Linked DNA regions of Homo sapiens: region 1 is linked to region 2. A link is a contact called in ENCODE Hi-C data. All regions are on one chromosome and are shown on one strand. Each heading gives the region's core, a stretch centred on a gene start or an enhancer-like site at or near the end of the contact. The rest is flanking DNA. Distances are from core to core; before and after follow the strand shown.

Region 1 (3,901 bases), core at 1,027-3,526, 1.1 Mb after region 2:
TGAAGGTGAAGGATCTTCAAAGATCTTTCCTTTTCTGCTATATGTTGCTGAACTGCTTTTTTCTTTCTGTACAATGCATATGCATTACCTATCTGGGGGGAAAACAATTTCCTACTAAACCAAAAAGTGCCTATAAGTTATCACACAAACATACTTGTAATGCTGTTATAATAAAGATATGCAATACAATCACAGTGATACGAAAATATAGCAACAGCTTCTACGAACACATTATGACTTTTCTATAAGACACAACGTACACGGGAACAAGACATTCTGGGGAGAAACACATCAAGAAACTTCTCAGGTTCCCACAACAATCCACATAATTTATAAAATACTCTGAAGCTATTATTTTATATCTAAGTTACATCCTTCCTGTACTATGATGAGATGTGTCCCTTAGGATCATACATTTAGAAGACAAAATTTGACACAAATACATTCAAATCTCTATCAAATATGAAATCATCTCATTTATCCAGCAAAATCAGAGTATGGGGTATTTCTAATAAATAAACTTTCTAATATTAGTAACTGAAATTTAACCCTTTAAGCACCAAACCTTTTTACTTTGGAGGGATTTTTCCTAAAAAGTATCTATGCATCTGCACCCTCTTAAACCAATGCTACAATTGAATCTTCACTTGACATTTTGGGGCCATTGTGTTGACCATCGATTATCATTTCTAGAATTCTTATGAACATAAATTACTAGGATTTAGTGGAGAAATATATGCCCCTTCCTCAAAGCACCCTTGACTGCTATATAGTGAATTTTTTTTTTTTTCAAGTATGAAGGTAGTTTTAAATTTCTTCATCAGGCTGTCAGTGTTCACTGGCTAAGTTCGGACGTCTATCCAGGCTTTTTTCTAATATAATGCCATTAGTTACAGCCTGGGAAGCCAGGTAACTAAACTAATTAGAATTACAGGTAAATTAATAAGGACTTCCTGAGTAAGCACTAGAGGCCCTCCTATAAGAAATACCATACATTGTTTGCCGTCGATTTTGGCTGCTGAGGATGATTTAGCTTCCCACTGCCTTTTCTCTCTAGTACCCCAAGATGTTTTTTTCAATGAGCTAAGGCCGCTCTACAACTCTAAGTTAACTCCAGACAAGTCAGGTGTTGCCATCTACAGTGATTTCTAGCTGGATCTGACTCCGCCACTCATTACGTGTAAAAAGACACTGGGGAATGGAACGGTTGTCAAAATGCCCAGTTAACGACAACAAATATAAACTTTTCTTCGTATACCCTTCGCAGTAAAGTAGCAACAGCAATCGCAACCAAAATTTACTAAGCTCGCCTGCAGGATTCTCAGCCCTGTGTACAAACTCAAGTAGCTCAATATTTCTTGCTGGCTCTGGCACAGGAGCAGATCCAGACTAGATGGGTTCTAAAGTCATCCCAACAGGAAAACTAAGCTATGAACATTAAATCTTATCTCTGAAAGAGAGAATGAGGGTAGCACAGGAGTTAGAACCAACTTCTGTGCAAGCGAGCACTCCCCGACGCACCGGAAGTTTTGAAATATCCTGTGGGCTTCCCACAGGCAAAGTGGTTTTCCCTCCCCGCGGCTCTGCGGGCCCTCCCCAGGGTTCGAGGACCTCCGAGTTTGCTGCGCCCGGGGCCGGGGCCCTGGCCCTGCCACAGGCTGGGAGCGAGGCCGTCAATCACAGCCCGCGAATCACAGCCCGCGCCCCACGACTTCACCTTGGCGGCTCCCAAGCTGCGACTCGGGCAGGTGGGAGGTACCTGCGGCCCGGCTCCTGCCCCTGCCTGCTGCGACCGGGGGAGAGGCTGTCCCAGCTGGGGCCGGTGCAGGCCCCGGGGCCCCGTCTCGGGCCACGCGAGCCCTCGAGATGGTACCGCGTGGGGGCCGCGCGGCGGGGCCCTGCCCCGGGGCCCGGCAAACTCGGCTGCCCGCCCGGCCCGCCCCCCGGCGCCGCCACTCACCGAAGAATCCCTGCACGATTCCCAGCGGGTGGCTGAGCCAATCCTCCCCACACGGCATCTCGCCAGGGGCCGGGGCCGGCGAAGACCGGGCGGAGGCGATCCGCGGGCCGAGCGCGGCCGGGCGGCCGGCGCCCAGCTCCTCTTCAGCGGCTCGGCCGCTCCTCGCCCGCGTTCGCTCGCGCCCTCCCACGCACAGCGAGCCGCGGGGCGCGGGCCTCCCGCGCCTCAGGGAGCGGCGGCTGCGGTGGGGCCGCCGAGGAGCTGCTGGCGACAGTCAGGCGGGCGCGTACGGGCCCCTAGCCTTCACTTCGCACAATGGCGGGAAATAGCCGCCGCCGACCGCGCTGCCTGCGACCTGGGTGGAGCTCGCGTGGGGAGGGGCGGCGGGAGCGCGCGGCGCAGCGCGGCTCTGCGCGGCGAGGAGGAGGGGCGGCGGCGGCGCCGCCATCTTGGAGACGGGCAAAAGGAAGGGCACGCAGCGCCGCTGGAGGCTGCGCAGCGCGGGGCCCGGCGACGCGCTCCAAGGGCGGCGCGTTGTCGTTTGTACCCCTGGGCCGGCGTGTAGCGGGAACTCCCATAGTGGGCTTATAAGAGGGCAAAGCGAGTCTGCACAACAGCTGAAAAGCATTAAGCTCAGAGACCTCAGAGTCATCTCTGGGCAAAATTAGTGGGCGAAACCGCCTTGGGAATCCGCCCACCTCCTCTTCGTGCCTTTTTTTTCTTTTTTTGCTGATGGCAGCACTTTTATTTGGGTCCCCGGCCCGAAACCCTGAGTGGTGACTTTTCCCTCAGCTGCACAAGGTCTCCCTGAGGAAGGTGCACATTTAGAGAAGGGGAACCTCGGAGGACCCCACGCTCCTTCTGCAGTCGCGTCAGGCCCTGTGGCTCAGGGACGGTTCCTTACCGAGGGGCGGGCGCTCTAAACGCTCCGGGCCCGGCCTGCGCCCTGGTTGCGAACACCGGGTCGGCGTCTGTCTGGAAGCTGGCAGCCGCCGTCGGGGAGCGGTGCGAGGCTCCTGCACTGCGCGCCGCTAGGATACCCTGGAGAAGGAAGCTACGAAGACCGACTACAGCAGCCTTTTGCTGAGGCAATTTGGAAAATACCCAAGTTCAAGAGTGAAACTGTGGGAGTCGCTCTGAACCTCTTCTGGTTCAGGAGGCTGTCCGATAAAAAAGAAAAAAAGAATGAAACTGTGTCTCCCCTGGGCCTGAAATGTACCTAAGAAAACCCCAGGCCCATCAGATATATCTACTCAATGAAAAAAGGGCATGGTGACGGAAGGGGAATGACCTGAATGGAATCTACAAAGTGAGGAGCTGAAGGAAAAAAACGGAACCCGTGTCTCAAACCCTCCTTGGGGCTGTAGGAAGGGGGGAAAATCTTTCTACCTTTCTAGGTTCTCCACTGCGGCCCTTATCACAAAGCTCGGATTGGCAAAAGAAAAATTTAGTAACATGTACATCTTATATGGGCAAAACTCAAGGAAGAGTAACTCAAACAGGTGGCTTAGAATGGGGGAATTACGTAGCATTTACAATAAAGAACAATAACTGGGGAGAAATGGCGAAAGCAGTTTGAAGTTTCCAAAAACAGCAGAGTGGGAAGGCAGAGATACGAGAAACTAATGGTAGTTACAGGTAGTGAGTAAAGTGTGTTATGTAGGTTCTTCTAGCGCCATCGCTGGCTGATAAGGGTCTAAAGTTGTCTCTGGTGACTAACTTTTGTCCCTGGTAGAAAGAGGAGGTGGGACACCTTTGAAAATGTATGTCCTGCTCTTAGGTACATAGTGGAAGGGTAGGGAGCTTGTTTTGTACAGATGCTCCTCTACTTACTCTACTTAGGATGGAGTTACATCCCAATAAACCCATTGTAAATTGAAAATATCATTAGTTGAGGCCCAGCGTGGAGCCTCACTCCTGTAATCCCAATACTCTGGGAGG
Region 2 (4,181 bases), core at 852-3,351:
ATATTCATCAATCAAAAACTGGTTAAATTAAGGTGTATCAATGAAGTAAGGCAGTTGAGATAAGCATTTCAGTAAAACAGTCGAGAAATGATGATGAACCTGACTAGGGTACTGGCAAATGAACAGAAGTGTGTGACAGAGTCCACAGCGAGACCCGAAGTCCATAAACTGGATTCAGGTAGAAATTCAGGTAGATGGTGGAGTGAAGAATTAGAAAGCAAATCACTCAAAAGCTATAAAGCATAGATCTAGGGTTTCATCAACAATTTATACACAATGCCTAAGCACTAAACATATGTGTTAAATGAATAAAGATTTTATAGTTAGCGGCAAAAAGATGAAGAAAGAAATTTATACTAACAACAAGAAAAGTATATATCTGACTATGACAAAACACAGCTCTATCATTTGAAACAGAAAACAAAATGCTACTTAGTGCAACAACTGTTTGGGGAAAAAAAACACAAAAAAACTAAGCTATCTCAGACCACAAGTTGTGAAGAACAATATCCAAGCCCAAAGCACACCCCAGCATGTGCTATAAACTGTGGTTATTTCAAAACTGCTGGGGTGCTTCCTAATTGTGGTATAGACCCTGGTAATCTATTGCTGAGTGACTTTTCTTTTTTTTTTTTTTTGAGACGGAGTCTTGCTCTGTCGCCAGGCTGGAGTGCAGCGACGCAATCTCGGCCAACTGCAACCTCCGCCTCCCGGGTTCAAGCGATTTCCCTGCCTCAGTCTCCTGAGTAGCTGGGACTACAGGAGTGTGCAATTTTAGTAGAGACGGGGTTTCACCATGTTGGCCAGGATGGTCTCGATCTCCTGACTTCGTGATCTACCTGTCTCGGCCTCTCAAAGTGCTGGGATTGCTGAGTGATTTTTCTAGACATTCTTCTACTTCTATACCAAAAGCAAAGTGGGATCAAGCCCTGGTATAAAGATTATTTGGTTGGTGCAAAAGTAACAGAGGTTTCTGTCATTATTTTCAAAGGCAAAAACCACAATTCCTTTTGCACCAACTTAATAATACCTGATCTTCAAGCACTGAAGGTTTACTGAAGTGGGCAGGGGGAGGATCAAGCTAAGTGCTCCCTTAAACAGGAGTTTTTCTGCAACCTGCCCCAGATTTTAGAGCTGAGATGATGCCTATTTACAGGAGGTTTATCAATAAAGTGTTTACTTCAGTTGTTTATATTGAAAGGTATTATAAATCAGTAGGCAAACCACTCTTCAAAGATGATAATACGAGTTCCAAAACAAGTTAAAATATGCACATATTTTTGTATCATAAAAGTCACCAAATATTGACATTGACAGAAAAAAATAAAGTTTTAAATAAAAGAAATGTTGACATGATAATCAATAGAATCAGTTAAGGTCTGAAATATATTTAATCCAAAAATTTCCACAATTTATACCAAATTTTCAAATTAACAATCTATTCCAAAAATTACATGATTTGATCAACATTCACCTAGAAAACATTTATAAATTTATATCATAATCAAATTAACAAGCTTCCAAATGTGTATTAGAAAAGCTAACTGCAACCAGTCAGGAAAACCCAAGGAAGCAAAAATCAATACAATCAGTTCTTTACCTGCAGCTCCTTTGAGACTCTCTCTAAGTGATTAGTTATCTTTTTAATCAGATCACTATACATCTGTTCCGAGTGCTGCTGGCATACACATTTATACACACAACTGTAAAACAAACAAAAACCCCCACAAACCAAGTTAATCATAAAGCACTTAACTCAGTCCAAGGTTAAAGCACACTTTTGATATATAACCACTGATCCAATAATTCATACCTTCAAAAAGTAACCAATCACAACTTTTAAATAAAAACTTTATCCTCCCCCATCGGTGTTCGGATGGAAAAGATAGTACCATCTGCTATAAATATGCCCTTCTAAGTAGTGTATTACACATTTAATCAGTACTAGAGAATCTAATAGTAGGTGAGAATCTAAGGTCTGAATATGATAACTATTTATAAACCAGGTTCTCTCTCTCTTTTTAAATGAATGTCAAAATAAGGAAGAGAGAGTGGTTGATAATCAGTAGAGAGAGGTTTCTAACTCACGGAAGTGTTTGCAATACAACCTCTTTGTACATCAGCTGTGTGGAACAACATACTTGTCACTTCCTCCTTTCACTGTGCTGATCTCATATCCCACCCCACTTCCTAATTTGCTGCTTCCATTAACAGGAGCTGAGAAACAAAATAACCAAAGAGAGTTAGAATTGTGTGTCAATAAACACCAACAGATTAAGGTCTCCCTCTGAGACTAAAAATATGATTTTTACACCAGATACTTCAGTCATTCTTGCTTTTATTGCTGACTTCCACAGTGTCTGCATTATGTATGGTGGAGGTGGCAGGCTTCCTCTGTCATGATCTGAAAACCACTTTTGAATCAAAAAGTATAAACCAAACCCTCCAATCCGTAAGTGTGGAATACATAAAACACTTACAGAGCCTCATCTTATGCATTCTACATTACATGTTTGTGTGAGGCATAATTCAAGTGCCTTGAACCTTAGTATACCCTTTCAAACCCAAGCAAATTAAATCTTAACTTACCTGTATATCTGTTCATAGGATATGGGGATATAGTCACCAGGACTCTGAGTTAAAAGTTGATCTATGGCACCATCCAATTTTGGCCAGTATGTGCTCTTATAATCTTCAATAGTTATAACATTCATTACTAAAAGTAAAAAGTAAAATAAATATTACTACGTGCCACATGTGGAGCAAACACAAATCACAGCCATTTTGCACTCTCAAATTCCTCTCACTTACTCTTCTGATTTTACACTGACACTCTATCACCTAACTATCCTATTTCAATTAAAAACAAAAAAGGCAACCTGGTCAAGGATGTTAAGCAGCCATTAATCATGGATTTAAGAGAAGTTAGTATGAACCTGTCCATCTTTAAAAATAACAACCAAACAAGCAATCATCACTGGCTTCCTTCTGGGTTTCCTGTAAGCTTCTGTCATTAGTGGAGCAGTCTCAAACATGCTCTGACCCTCAAATACACACTGCCAATTATGTGACAAAATGGCCTATCAATGAACCACAGGAAAATTTGGAGAAATCGTGAACACCAACAATCAATCTTTGTAGACATCCTCGAGGAAATGTGCCTAAGGACAGGACTATGAGGATTAAGGTCCAAATGCTGCAATCACAAAGAGGTTGCTGTAAAACTTGCCGAGATTTACAACAACACCAGCACCTCTTCATCATTACTACAGCTCCAACTCAGGCTGCTACTATCTTAAACTGGATAAGCCCAACAGAAAAGAAGTCAGTGAACTGGGACCCTGCGCTGAGGCTTACTTCATTCCTACAGACAGGCTCTTACTCCCACACTACAGGTTTCCACAAAGCATTTGTACAGTGGATCCTAACAGCTTTGAAATCCAGGTAACAGTTGCTTCACGGCACTGAAATGTTAATATTAAAAAAAGAGCTACCAGAAGAACCTGCCTATATTCTGTGTCATGAATCACAGTTACCTCAGGAGTAACAACAACGAGACCAGGTATTTCACTGTTTATTTTACCAGACTAGGAAGCAGAGTGGTTAAGTGACTTCCTCAAGAACTCAAGGCTCATTACTGTCAGAGATACCAGGTAAAGCAAAGCCTTCCCAGTATCTTTTTATCACATTATCGATTTCCACACCTTAGTCATCCAGGTTCAAGATTTTTTTCTATGTACCATCTATATCATTTTTGTTCAATACTTTCTTTAAATCAATCCACTTCTGTTATTTAATTTTATTTTACAGGACATCTGAGGAATGAACTACTGAGGAATGTTCACAAAACAACATGGCATAATCTTAAATCCATTTTGCTAAGTGAAAGAAGCCAGACCCAAAGGGCTACATATTCTAAGAGTCCCATTTACATGATACTAATAAAGGCAAAACTATAGGGAGGAAAACAGATCAGTGGTCGACAGGGGCTGGAAGGTGGGGAGAAGGATTATCTATAAAGCAGTAGCATGGAGGAATTTTTATGGCAATTAACTGTTTTGCATGAAACTATGGTGGGGGATACACCACTTCACGCATTTGTCAAGACCAAAAGAACTGTACATCAAATTACTATGTAAATTTAAAAAATCAACAAGGCTGTAGTGGTAAAGATGAAATGC

What was found. Hi-C counts contacts between places; a loop is a spot of excess contacts on that map. Pooled maps may share reads with other maps.
Region 1: a loop to region 2 is called in a pooled map, with 2.2 times the contacts of the local background. The contact joins the promoter of MCMBP here to the enhancer-like site in region 2. A Hi-C loop is called at or near these places in 2 of 50 pooled maps.

The regions. Positions count from the first base shown.
Region 1 is chr10:119,870,567-119,874,467 of GRCh38, forward strand. MCMBP (minichromosome maintenance complex binding protein) reads right to left here and starts at 2,277. Exons shown (of 16, transcript NM_001256378.2): 1 at 1,961-2,277. The coding sequence starts at 2,018. RefSeq lists a silencer at 1,732-2,381 and enhancers at 2,612-2,771, 2,637-2,806.
Region 2 is chr10:118,727,695-118,731,875 of GRCh38, forward strand. CACUL1 (CDK2 associated cullin domain 1) reads right to left here. Exons shown (of 9, transcript NM_153810.5): 2 at 2,590-2,716; 3 at 1,601-1,703. Among named protein-coding and RNA genes, the nearest start is that of CACUL1, 25 kb to the right of the region's middle. Within about 2 kb of position 2,102, at least 8 of the 41 ENCODE cell types and tissues checked have a DNase peak (open chromatin) inside an H3K27ac peak, as active enhancers do.